2 separate regions of the Homo sapiens genome follow, and region 1 is linked to region 2. The links are chromatin contacts, found by Hi-C or POLR2A ChIA-PET in ENCODE. All regions are on one chromosome and are shown on one strand. The core of a region is the stretch at or near the end of the contact, and the rest is flanking DNA. Distances in the headings are between cores, read along the strand shown.

Region 1 (6,450 bases), core at 790-3,289, 3.3 Mb after region 2:
TATAAAAGTACATGTGACTGCAGTTAGGACCCATCTTGATCATCCAGAATAATCTCCCCAACTCAAGAAGACCCTTAATTGAATCACATATGCGAAGGCCCTGCTTCTGTCTATGTAAGGTAATATGCACAAGTTCCAGGACTTAGAACCTGTTATCTCTGGGGAGGGAACATTTTTCAGCCTAGCACACGGGTGACACAGTTTCTATCTTTATTAAGCACAATCCAAAACACCTTTGGACCATGAAAACAGTCTTTTGTCCCTTCCATCTTGTTATTCAAAACTATGTTCCTTATTTTAAAAACCTTTCCTCCCTGCCTATCCCAGAAGGGACAGCGGCTCTCAAAGGCAGCTGGGTGAAGTTTCTGTAAGATCTCAGCACTAGCTCGCGCTGCTGTTTTGGAGGCATCTTTCCAAGGCTTTAATTAATTAGAGGATGCATTCTAGCCCTGTTTCCCAAACTTACATATTCCCGATACCTCTGATTCAGTAGATTGCGCGACGTCTGGCAATCCAATTTTTTCTAAGTGCCCCAGGGGATTCTTATCATCAGCCAAGATTTGGAAACAGTAATTTCTTATACAAAGTCCTGAACTAATACCCTTGAAATAGGGGATTCCCCTTCACTGCCGGGTGTGTCGCGGTTACAGGACTGAGTTTGTTGAGGGAGGAGGAATGAACAACCCTGAAAACTAAACTATCCTACCTTGTATATTATTCACTGAAAGAGTTTCCTGGAGGGAAAACTTCCAATTCCAATTAAATCGAGGATGACGACGGCCCGGATTTGGCAGTCCTGCAGCTGTCACTAGCTCGGGACCTCGTGCGTCTGAGTGATCCAGCCCGGGCCGCGCCCTCACCCAGAGCCAAGGCTGTGAGAGCAGCTCCAGCGAGGGGGCAGGGTGGCGGCGGCAGGGCTGCTTCAGGGCCGGTGCCGGTGTCCTCAGAGCGGCGTTTTGGCACTGGGGTGGGCCGGGGCGTGGCTTTCGGCGCCACCTCTGCAAGCGGCCGCCACTCCAGAGTGGCGCAGGTAGGGGGCGTGGGAAGACCTAAGTATATTTATTCCGGCCTGCGAGCGGGATGCTGGGGTTGCTCCAAGGGACCAGAAGAGCTGCCCTGTGTCCCAGAGCAGGCTGGTTCTTCTGACAGCGCTGAGAACCTGGCGCTCGCGCCTGGCCAGGTAGGGGCTGTGACTGGACGCTCAGAACATTTGTGGGAGTGTGGAAATCTCTTTACGGGTGATGGGGCTCAAAGTCTGACGCAGCCGAGGGTTGATGGGGTGCAGTCACGCTCAGCCAGGGGACTTTGGGGGCGCAGTGTCAGGCTCAGCCAGGGAGTGACAGGCGCAGTACCAGCCTTATCTGGGGGTGCTGGAGGCACAGGCTCCGGTTCGGCCAGGCGGGTGTGCGCGCCCAGGAAGGGTAGGAGCCTGCAGCCGCAGCGGGGGGCGCTGGCTGGGGCTCTGCCCCGCCGGCAGTGCGCTCGGGCGCTGTTCCAGCGCGCGGCAGCGAGTGGCGCTGAGCCTCCGCTTTCGCAGCTCGCGGGGAGCGGGGCCGGCGGGAGGGGCCGGGCGGGGCCACCGCCTCCTCTGATGGCAGGCTCCTCCTCTCCCTCCGCCTCCCTCGCTCTCCACCGCCCGCCCGCCCGCCCGCCCAATCCACAGTTCCCGGCCCAGCCGAGCCGGGCTGCTTGTCTGGCCGGCGGAGGCTGAGCGCGACCCTAGCAAGCCGCGGCGCCCGCCGACCAGGGACAAGAGCGACTCCTGGGACCCCACTCTGCCCCGCGCCGCCGCCTCCTCCCCTGTTGTCGCGGGGACGCTCAGGCCCGCGCCGCCCGGGCCACGATTCTCCTCCTCTTTCTCCCGGAGGGGAAGGAACGGAGAAAGCCGAGCGGCGGCTCCGGGAGAGAGCGAGCCGAGGCCCCTGCCCCCGAGGCTCGGGGCAGGAGGAGGAGGAGGAGGAGGAGGCGGAGGCGGAGGGAAGTGCGCGTCACTCTCGGGAGGAGAGTATTTCACCTCCAGGCAGAGGCTGCGGCTGCCAGTTGAGTACGAGCGGCAGCTGCGGGCGCCGGCAATCGAGTGGCTTCCTGGCCATGGAGAGGAGATCTGGACCCGAGGACGCCAGGGACTCCTCTCCGTCTCCCTGGACCGCTGTGTAGGCACCTGAGTTAACGGACGCTAAGCGGGGTAGGGGAAGGTAAGAAGCGACTCGGTCACCCGCCCCCCCACCCCGCTCCACCTCGTTTGCTGCCCTCGGGGGCCACTGCGGGGACGCAGACCCGGGTCTCGCCCACCTTTTCTGCTCCCGGCGGCCTGGCCGGCTCCGGCGTTGGGCATTTCTGCCGAAAAGGAAAACGTCCTCCCGCCCTTCCCCCGTGCGCCTCCTTTCCCGGTTTCATCTCTGGATTGGGACTGACCCGACTCCCCAGGAGTCAGTCCTCTCTTCTTAAGAAAGGGTCCTCGGGAACGGTGTCTTGATTTCTTTCTCTCCACTCTCTCTTTTCATTACGTTTACGGGGAAGGGAACAATGGACCTTTCAAAGTCGGTGCGAACAGCCTTAAACTTTCTGGAGAGGGATGGGGTGAGGGGATAAACCCCACAGTAAGCCGATTACAGTGAAAGGTTGATGGAATGTGCTTTGCAGTCCGGGCTTCAGTGCGCGCGCGCTTGTGCGTTTGGGGTCATCTTTGTCTCCTTACAATTCCCCTGGGTTGGTGGGTCCTCCGCCCTCCGCCCCCTGCCTCTCTGTTAGCTGAGGTAAGGTGAGGCTTTAAAATCGTGTACAGCTTCCTTTAAATCTGGGGAATAGCCTTAGCCCTGGACCCTATTCCCAGCTTTTCTCTGCAGAGTTGGGAGATCCTGGTAAAGGAGGGGGGCCCTCTCTGTGAGGACCCAGAGTGCTGCTGTTAATAGCACTAGTGGCTACACCCTTAGCGATAAAACCAAGGTCCTGAATTCCCTGGATGCTCTCTGCTGAGGGTTGATGAGTGTCACCAGACTTCGACCTGGAGCGGAAACAGCTCACTTGAATTCTCCGCAGGTTAGGAAAACAGACTTTGATATATATCTCCTTTTATCAGCAGTTGGGATTAAGGATAGACTGCCTAATAATTTTTAAAACTTTCATTGTGCACATGAGCTACTCACTGCCTTGAGTTCACTCCCCTTGATTCAGTGTGACAGAGTGATGCGCTGCTGCACAGTTGCATGTATTGAGATGTGCTGCTCTTCCCGGTAAAAAGTGAGAAGAATTTAGAGAGAGGGGAAAGGGTAGAGGCTTCACCTGAGCTGAGGGAGGCCTGACTCCCCAGAGCAGCCAGGCAAATCTGTTGGAAATGGCTCAGTGTTAAAAAAACACCTTTAAAATGGTTAGCCTTATCTTTCTTTGGTTGGCTAGAATGGAGCTACTAATGCTTATTTGACCCTTGAAGGACGCTTGTTCTTTTCAGAATTGGTCTGGGTATCATACTGTGGTTGTGGGTCTGATTACCTATACAAAGGGTTCTTTTTAGTTTGCATTTCTGGGCAAAGCAGAAGAATGTGTAGTAGGCATGTCCTCTGCTTAGTAAACATTGGGTAGCACTTTAGAGTGCTTTTCTCTTCACACCGAAATGACTTCCCCCAGCTTCTGTGTACCTGCATTAGAGGATCAGTTTGGGCGGAACTGGAAATCTGTCTTCTGGCTTTCTGTTCAGTCCTCCTGACGCTGTTTTTTTCTGATGTATGTGTGCTTAAAGGCTCAGAAAACTAAGATTAGAAGCGAATTCTGAGTCATCACCTGTTCTTATTAACCTGTGAATGAGATAGTGAGCTGAGGACTCTCCTGTGTGTGGACAGGGAAATAGAATCTGTAAATTCTTACATGGTGTTTATCTGGATATTCTGTGTCACAGTTAATTATTTGAGTAGTCTCCTTCCTTGATCTAGTCTGTAACCAGTGACTTTTCAGAAATGTCAGATTCATAACAGGAAACCAGAATGGGGCAACACTTCAGTCATGTTCTAATAGGCCTAATCAATGCTGTCCTCAAACAGCTATCAAGAAAAGACAAGCTGGAGGGTAATGTAGTCTTGTGGGCCATTATCTTGAAGTTGACAGGGTACTGCTTAGAGCTACATGCTTTGGGCAAGTTTCTGAAATTGAGAAAGACAAGCCACATTTTAGAAAGAGGAAACTTAGGCCGGGCACAATTGGCTCACGCCTGTAATCCCAGCACTTTGGGAGGCCGAGGCAGGTGGATCACCTGAGGTCGGGAGTTTGAGACCAGCCTGGCCAACATGGTAAAACCCTATCTCTACTAAAAATACAAAAAAAAATTAGCCAGGTGTGGTGGTGCACGCCTGTAATCCCAGCTACTCGGGAGGCTGAGGAAGGAGAATCGCTTGCACCTGGGAGGTGGAGGTTGCAGTGAGCCGAGATCGTGCCACTACACTCCAACCTAGGTGATGGGAACGAGACTCCATCTGAAAAAAAAAAAAAGAAAAAAAAGAAGAAACAATAATCACTACCAAATTCATGGTCTTAGACTCACATGGAGTGCTGTATGTAAATGTGTGCATTGTGATGTGTGCTCTAAAATATGTATGAGCATTGCATCATTCACCCACCCACCATCCATTCAGCTAGCACTTATTAATCACCTATTGTGGTCCAGACCCTCTGGAAGCAATTGCAACACCTGCTTTGTGGAGCATTCATGTTGGTAAAGAGAAGGAGTTGAAGTGGTTGCAACCCGGGAGGCCACAGGGATTGAAGATACCTGTGTCACTTGCAACTAGAGAGATGACAATCTCTGCTATTGAAGAAATGAGCCTAGCCCCGGACATAAGGAAATGAACAATTAGAAGGTCCAATAAGTGCATGTCTGGGAGAATTACGCACAGAACGCTCTAAGAAGCCAGAGAAGGAACAGTTGGGGGTGGGGGAGCAATTTTGTGAGAAATAAAATTTGTTAAATCAGACAAAATAGTAGGGACTGAAAACTAGTGTCAGAAGTACTATCTTAAAATGGTGAAGATTGGAGGACTTGAAGTCAGACTTGGATTTAAAACAAGGCTTGGCACTTGCTAAACATTTGCTGTGGGCAAATCCCCTAATCCTTCTCACGTTGTTTCTTCACCTGAAAAAGGAGTTTTAAAATGCTTTATGGGAATGTTTTGGGGATTCAATTTGAGTAAGTTTGCTATGTATTAATATATGATAAAGTACTGTACAGGCTAATGCTGTCTGGTATCAAAAGGTACTTTCAAAAGTTTTTTAAAGCTATAAATAGATATAAATCATAGCTTAATCAGGTCTCAGCTACAGATTTTCATTTTATTGGCCCTTTCCAGAATGATCTGAATCCCATCTTGAGAGCAAGTCTTTAGACTTTTAAGCTAGTTACTGTCATATGGTATTGCTCTCTTGTCCAGGCTTCTTCCCATCCCAGCCACAGGAAATCTTTTCATTTCTCTTGGATTGTGAGCATTAGTGAGAAGAATGGGCTGTCTAGTACAGTACATCAATTGAAAAGGTCTTGTCTGGTTTTGTACGGTAACATCCATTCTCCCCTCTGCCTCCCAAGCCAAGCTAGCCCTTCTGTTTTCCTCTCTCTCAATATGATGAATATGGAAAAGGAAAAAAAAAAAAAGGAAGAAAAGCTATGCATCTGCCTTTTTGAGAGTATGAAAATCCCCATTACTAGTTTTCTCCATTTGTAAAGAGGTATAATTTTCATCTAGATTGTTAAAGTCTATTCTCTCAATAGCAGCAGCTGCTGTCTAGGCGAATCTGTTAGCAATACTCGCTTTAGTTCTCCACTTGAAATGGACTTAAGCCCATCTGACATTTTAATAAATTGCCTTTGATAGAAATCCAAACTCAGATATTTAAAACTATCAAGTGAACTGTGCCCTTTTGCCAGGGGTGCGGTGGGGAGGGGGGTAATGAATGTAAATCAGTTTTCTAGACACTGCTACATATGCTGAATCTTAGCATGTCGCTTGAAGGGACCTCAAAGATAATATTAAAACAAGGAAGTTGGGACCCAGAGAGGCTAAATAATTAGGTAAGGTCATATAGTAAATTAATAGCCAAGCAGGGACAAGAACTCCTTTGTCCCTGTTTCCAGTCAGCACTTTTTTTTTTTTCTTTCTCAGATATATTCTTATTTTATTCCTGTTTGGCTTTGTTAGCAATTTAATTAGTTTAATGATCAGATAATTTGTATTTGGGCTTTGAAAGTCACTGCTTTCAGGTTTAAGGCAGACACTATGTATATTTTTTCATTGCCTACTACTTACACATGATGGTGGGGTGATGTTACTTGTAACAAATTTCTGGGAAATAAGGAACTAAGTGTAAAAATAGCATTAGCTTTACTTGTATTTTCTATAAACAGGATGGAAATTTAAAGTACTGTAGATGTGCACATTTTTTAGAAGAAGCAAGTTCCTGGAAACCCTGTTC
Region 2 (6,995 bases), core at 3,261-5,760:
GACTGCACTGGGCCACTGTCACACCACTGCATTTCAGCCTGGGTGAAACAGTGAGACCCTGTCTCTAAAAAAAAAAAAAATAAAGTAAAATAAATACAATCATACAGTATGTAACCCTTTGAGATTGCCCTTTTTTCCATTCAGCATAATCCCTTTGAGATTCTTCCAAATTATTACATATATCAAGAGTTCATTACTTTGTATTGCTGAGTAGCTACAGTTTGTTTAACCATTCATCTGCTGAAGGACATTTGGGTTGTTTTCAATTTCTGGCTTTTACAAATAAAGCTGCTATGAACTTTTATGTACAGGTTTTTGTGTGTACATGTTTTCATTTATCTGAGATAAATGTCTAAGAGCGTAATTGCTGGGTTGTATGGTAAGTGCACGTTCAGTTTTGTAAAAAAAAATCACTATACTCTTTGCATGACAGTTCCCAGTGGCCTTGGACTGATCAACTTCTCCCCAGTTTCTCACTTGTATTAATAGTTCTCAAGAATAACTGTAGAATGTGCTAGGAATGCAATATCCTGAGATAAGGAGGGACTGGCTGAAACAGCCCAGGCTCTGTTCCAGTCCCTCCTAGAAACAGGATGTCCTTCATCATTTTAGCCCAACATGTCATGTTGCCTCCAGAATATAAAACCCAAGATGGTCTGCTTTCCAGGGTCACTCAGCTGTGGTACAAATGGGGTACACACAAATGAGACTCCATCCTTCCGGGGCAACTTTCCTGAGTCTCGGGAGATTGGCTCACAGTGAATCCTATGCTTCGGTTTTCCCTTGTTGCCTAGCTGTAAATAATAAATTCACTTCATGTAACTTGTACACATGGGTGTTCTGTCTCACCAGACTCAGTTGGTAACCAGTGCACAGCAAACCTGCTTTGCACTCTTTTCCAGAGTGGCTGCACCGTGTTACATTTCCAGCAGCAGTGTGCAAATGTATGTAAGCAGTTTAAGTGCTTAACCAACAGTTCTTCAGAATAACTAACAAAAGCACGATGGTGCTTTTTACTTATTAATTCCTGGAGATTAATTGGTCTCCTTCTGATAAAAACATTCCAAATCTTTCAGCTCAAATCACTCTATGGTTTGGGAAGATATCAGTGGAAGAAACTCACTGCAAAGAAGTTAAGTCAAAGAAGTCCTAAGAAAAGTGTTTTAAAACAAGGCTAAAACTTTATTCTAAAGACAACTGAGAGTAGGGAAGGTAACTAAGATTTATTGAGCCTATATACCAGGCATTTTTCAGTCTTTATCTCATGTATTCCTCCCAATGACCCTGTAAAAAGGGTAATATGTCTATTTCATAAATATTACAATTGCCGAGCTTGGTGGCCCATGCCTGTAATCCTAGTACTTTGGAGGCCAAGGCAGAAATATCGCTTGAGCTCAGGAGTTCAAGATCAGCCTGGGCAAAATAATGAGACCTCATCTCTATTAAAAATTTAAAAAAACATTAGCTAGGAGTGGTGGCGCATGCCTGTTGTCCCAGCTACTCAGGAGGCTGAGGTGGGAGGATCACGTAAGGCCAGGAGGTCAAGGCTTCAGTAAGCCATGATCACATCACTGCCCTCCAGCCTGGGTGACAGAGCCAGACTCTGTACCCCACCCCACTCAAAAAAAAGTAAGAAAGAAAAGAAAAAGAAATATAAGAAATATTGCAATTGAAGCTTTACATAATGTTTCATACAGGTTATGGAATTACTAGGTGGTGAAGTGAGAGTGAGAGGCCCATACTTGTAGCTTCTGCTGCCTTCAGCTCAGGGCAAAGAAACATAGAAGGCAATCAACATGTTTGTTGAAAAAAAAAAAGAATAAATGAATGAGTGACTTAACTTCAGCTCTGCTATTTATGTGTCCCTGGGCAGGAAAATTAATTTCTTTGAGTCTATTTCTTCATTTCTTATAGCAAGATAATAATGACATCTAGTTCACAGAGCTAAGGGACAAATAAGGTGATAAACTGGGAAAACAATTTGAAAAATATTAATTAAACAAATGTTAGCTAGCATAATATTTAAAAAGTACAGTCACAGTCATAAACAAATATTGATAAATATAGGTATGAGAGGAGGGTGGGTGTATGAAGATCACTTAATATCTCTGATTCCCTGGTTTCCTCACCTGTAAGATCACAACTGAGTTTAAAGCTGAGCACCTTCATGACACAGACTCTAAGACTCACCAAGTTAGGAGACAGAGTCAAGGAAGCCTCTGCACATAACTTTAATTTGAAAATGTTTATTCTACCTCCGAGGATATTTCAAAGTATGGAGCTGATTATCTTTATCCATGACATTCTGGCCTTTATCAATTAGGTCATTCAGACCTATATCAATACATTTAATGAATTACAACATGTAAAACTTCTGTGCATGTGTACATGAGAACAGTATTAGAAACAGCTACTACTATGAGTGTTTATACATAACTTCCGAACAATTAGTGTTTGGAAAAATAGACATTAGATAGAAAATCTGGAAGAATGGGCAAGGAATTGGTATATTGTGTCTGGAGAGGAACATAGCTGGCTAGGGACAGGTAAAACAATTATTCACACTTGGCCGAGCGTGGCGGCTCACGCCTGTAATCCCAGCACTTTGGGAGGCCCAGGCAGGTGGATTGCCTGAGTTCAGGGAGACTAACCTGCGCAACATGGTGAAATCCCGTCTCTACTTTAGTATTTTCAAATACAAAAAATTAGCCAGGTGTGGTGGCGCATGCCTGTAATCCCAGCTACTCGGGATGCTGAGGCAGGAGAATCGCTTGAGCCTGGAAGGCCGGGAGGTTGCAGTGAGCTGAGATCGTGCCACTGCACTCCAGCCTGGGCAGCAGAGCGAGACTGTCTCCAATTCATATTTGTAATCCTTTGCACTTTCTTTTTGAATTTTGAAACATGTATTACTGCATTACTATTAATAGACTCACGTTTTAGAAAACTTTTATATAAAAATGTTGTCATTTTAAGCATTACCTTTATTTCAACTATTAATTTAAATTATGAAAATATGAAGCCACTTCACTTTCAATATGGTTGTAACTTTTTAACAGACTTTGTGGTCACTGGGCATATTTAACCCCTCGAATAAAGCAATCTTTCCCTTTTATCATTACTTTGTAAGACTCATTTGCTGGGTGGTGGATTAAATTGAACAGAATAAGTTATTTCTTTTTCTTTTCTTTTTTTTTTTTTTTTGAGACGCTGTCTCGCTCTGTCGCCCAGGCTGGATGGCACGATCTCGGCTCACTGCAAGCTCCGCCTCCCGGGTTCACGCCATTCTCCTGCCTCAGTCTCCAGAGCAGCTGCGACTACAGGCGCCAGCCACCAAGCCCGGCTAATTTTTTGTGTTTTTAGTAGAGACGGGGTTTCACCATGTAAGCCAGGATGGTCTTGATCTCCTGACCTCGTCATCCGCCCACCTAGGCCTTCCAAAGTGCTGGGATTACAAGCGTGATTCACCGCGCCCGGCCCCAGAATAAGTTATTTCCCAAGAGCCACCCTTAGATGCTGGTAGGTGTAATGGTCTTCCCAAGACCAGGTGCTGGATAGAAGGTCCTTGCATTTTCCTCATCTGTTGCCATCCTCAGTAAAGGAGGAATTAGGACTGCCGCAAGCCCCTAAAGACTGGAAAGATGGGACGGGCGCGATGGCTCACGCCTGTAATCCCAGCAATTTGGGAGGCCGAGGAGGGTGGATCGCCTGAGGCCAGGAATTCCAGACCAGCCTGGCCAACATGGTGAAACCCCATCTCTACTAAAAATACTAAAATTAGCCGGGCGTGGTGGCGCGCGCCTGTAATCCCAGCCACTCGGGAGGCAGAAGCAGGAGAATCGCTTGAACCCAGGAAGCAGAGGTTGCAATGAGCCGAGATCGCACCACTGCACTCCAGCCTGGGCGACAGAGTGGGGAAAAAAAAAAAAGTGAAAAGATGATGGCGCCCACTTCCGACCCCCTTAAGTAATTAAAAATAGGAATTCATTTAGGAAGTGAATTAAAACTTAAATTAGGGTGGATACAAGACGTTCCTTCTAGACTTTCTGAAATAAAAATTCCGAATAAAATCATCAAAGCCGAACTTTTCCTTTTTGCCTTTCCCTTCTTTGCTAGTGCCTGGGACCGCGTTCAGCCTCCAGCTCAACAATCCGGCACTCGCCGGCTTTTAAGTCCCACCCACGCGGCCGCGCACAGGTAACGGCAGTGCCAGTCCCACCCCACCTACGAGCTCCTCCTCCGCCTCCCACCAAGGGGCCTTGGCCCCGCCCTTGGAAGCGTGGTTGTGACGTCAGCGCGCTGTCTCCGAAGCCCGGCAGCAAATGAGCGCAGACCGCACGGGCCCTCCGCGTACCAAGGCACACGCATGCGCATTGGTTCTGGGAGCCCTGAAGACCTGGCGGAGCCCAGCGCGGATGGAGGCCTGAGGGTGGCGGGGGCGGAGCGCGCCGCGAGCTGGGGGCATGTCCGCGGCGGGCGCCGTCTAGAGGAAGGCCAAGCAGCCGCCACCACGCTGTCGGTCGCGGAGAGACGCAAGCGAGCCAGGCCGAGGGCCGCGGCGGCGATGCAGCGACGGCGTCGCCCTCCGCCGCCCACCTCCCGGCTGCCCGAGGGCTGCGGGGGAGGAGGCGGTGGCAGCGAGGAGGTGGAAGTGCAGTTTTCCGCCGGGCGTTGGGGCTCGGCCGCGGCGGTTTCGGCGGCAGCGGCGGCGGCCACGCGCAGCACCGAGGAGGAGGAGGAGAGGCTTGAGCGTGAGCACTTCTGGAAGATCATTAATGCCTTCCGCTACTACGGGTAAGGAGCCCGTGGCGGACCCCGGCCCAGACCGTCGGGGCGCCCACTGGTGGCGGCGGACCCGCCGGAACGGGGGCGCTCGCCGTCCCGCCGCCACGCCTCCGAGGCGTCGGGACCCGGCTGCTGCAGCTGACCTCCGGGCCCCGAGTCACCTCGCACCACCCCAGCCCCTCCCGGCCCTGCACACCCGCGTGTCCGCCGCGCCGTCTGCTGCACAGCCTCGTGTCTTCTGACCTCAGGATCAGATTAGCTCTCCTGCCTCCGTCCTCGTAAAGGTTTGGCTTTGAGGCCGATGGGGGTGACCAGAGAAGCGCTGTAACAATTTCAGATAGAAGACGATGGTGGTACAATCGTCCACTGCTGGGCTGATTGGTGTGTGTGGTCGATGTCCTCCAAACTGAACACACGGAGAGCCCAAGTTCACCTACGCGTGGGATGCTGTAGGACGTATTTTCCCAAACTGTTACCAGTGCTTGTAAGAGCAGTTTAAGATTTCCACCCACCCCTCTTTGGCGCTGTGAACGCACTTGCACTTTTGTGTGAGCGATTGAATGATGCTGCTCAGTGTCTTTAACTGGTGGGTGATTAAGGGCGGAAGTGGTCCGGATATTCTAAAATTTGCTAATTATTAGGAGAGATGAGAGAAGTCACAATAAGAGCTGCCTTTACGTTCTTTTTTTCTGCAAATCTGTATCTAATTCTCCCTGGTGTGCTAGGCACTGTGGTAGGACCTTTATGCTCCTCATTCATAAAAACAGCTCCCTAACTTCCACGTTTCTTCTAGATAGATGTTAAAGTAGCTTAATCACAAAATTATAATTCCAAGAGCTGAAAGGGACTTAAATCAACTGGATTTTCAGGTGAAGATAACACTTTTATTCACGTAAGAGATATGAGTCCACCGGTGACTATGTTCTGAGGCTGCAGTTGGAATCAGACAGACATGACCTCCTACGCAGGTAAACCTGTTCCCATAGGTGGGTTCCTGCTGTGCTTTATGCAAAGTTTTTTTATATTGTTCATCTTATGTATTATAGTTGTTTTTATAAATCTCTTGCTTTGCTGTGACCTCCTCAAGGGCAGGGGCTGAGTCTTTTTTATTTTTATGTCACTAGTGCTTGGCATATGTTGTTTAAGCTCTATTTTTAACAAAACAAATAGTAGCAAAGAAATACATTTCTCATTCCCAAATAGTCTGTCAAGTTTTTGACTGATAGTTAAATTAGTTTACTAGTCTGAATTTAGAAGCTTGCTTAGTGAAAGCTTAAAGTTATTTGGAATCTGATTGTATATGTGATAGGAACTTTTGAACTTCGAAGATCTTGATGAAATAATTTACTGATTAAACCCAGAAATAGGGACCAGGGACAGCATTACTTTACGGAGCCCAAAAGAGAAGTTTGGATATTTTATTTCTCCAGGTTTAGTAGTAACAGAGGGAGCAAGGCGTCAGACCATCAGAGAATTGAATTTGATGCAGGAATTGTGACGGAAAGAACCATAAAGTTAGGAAAGGCAGCTAACATCAGATAGCTAAGAGTGGGAGATACAGAAAAGTCTGGTACATTTTGCTCTTGAAAAATCTAGAAAGAATATTGGGAAATGTCTTGGGAATATGGTGGACCCATTTAGTTAAGTGCGTAGTTGTACTTACTTTTAATATATTAGGACCAATTTAAAATTGATATTTATGGGTAAGTATGGGATGGGACTTTGTTGGGGTAGGGGTTGATCAGGAACTGAAGTGTGGCAATATAGAGAAGAGATCTTGTGTGAATATTCTAGTGGTTGTGATACTATTTCCTATACTCTCTTCTTTACCAGCGTAATGTTGGATTCAGGACATTTCATTTTTTAAAAAAAACAGTTTTTATTTGTATATACTCTCTTGAAACACTTCAAATACTTGGGCTGAAAATAGTATAACATCAAAAATATGCTTTTTAAAATGTCACTTAAAGCCTAGGGGTACAGAAAGTTTATGTAGCAGAGAACAGTGGATTGTTACATTCTAATATTTTGTGATCTTCTAGACTTAAACTGTAGCCACTAATCATATCTGGATAAATTTAAGCTAAAATTAATTAGTATTTAATAAGCTTTAAAATTTAGTTGCTCAGTTTCACTACCCATATTTCAGGTGCTCAATAGCTACATGTGGCTAGAGTCTGCTGTACTGGACAGTGCAAATAAAAGCTTTTCCA

What was found. Hi-C counts contacts between places; a loop is a spot of excess contacts on that map. ChIA-PET counts read pairs that join two places held with the same protein, here RNA polymerase II (POLR2A). Pooled maps may share reads with other maps.
Region 1: a loop to region 2 is called in a map of naive thymus-derived CD4-positive, alpha-beta T cell, with 6 times the contacts of the local background. The contact joins the promoter of CEMIP2 here to the promoter of CARNMT1 in region 2. A Hi-C loop is called at or near these places in 1 of 168 maps with a recorded cell type or tissue (naive thymus-derived CD4-positive, alpha-beta T cell) and 13 of 50 pooled maps. POLR2A ChIA-PET finds 5 or more read pairs at or near these places in 1 of 52 experiments (MCF 10A).

The regions. Positions count from the first base shown.
Region 1 is chr9:71,764,102-71,770,551 of GRCh38, reverse strand. It overlaps CEMIP2 (cell migration inducing hyaluronidase 2), which reads left to right and starts at 2,039. Exons shown (of 24, transcript NM_013390.3): 1 at 2,039-2,195. RefSeq lists enhancers at 1,018-1,699, 1,700-2,381 and a silencer at 1,275-1,944.
Region 2 is chr9:75,025,808-75,032,802 of GRCh38, reverse strand. It overlaps CARNMT1 (carnosine N-methyltransferase 1), which reads left to right and starts at 4,510. Exons shown (of 8, transcript NM_152420.3): 1 at 4,510-4,791. The coding sequence starts at 4,562. RefSeq lists a silencer at 4,289-4,978 and an enhancer at 5,629-5,678.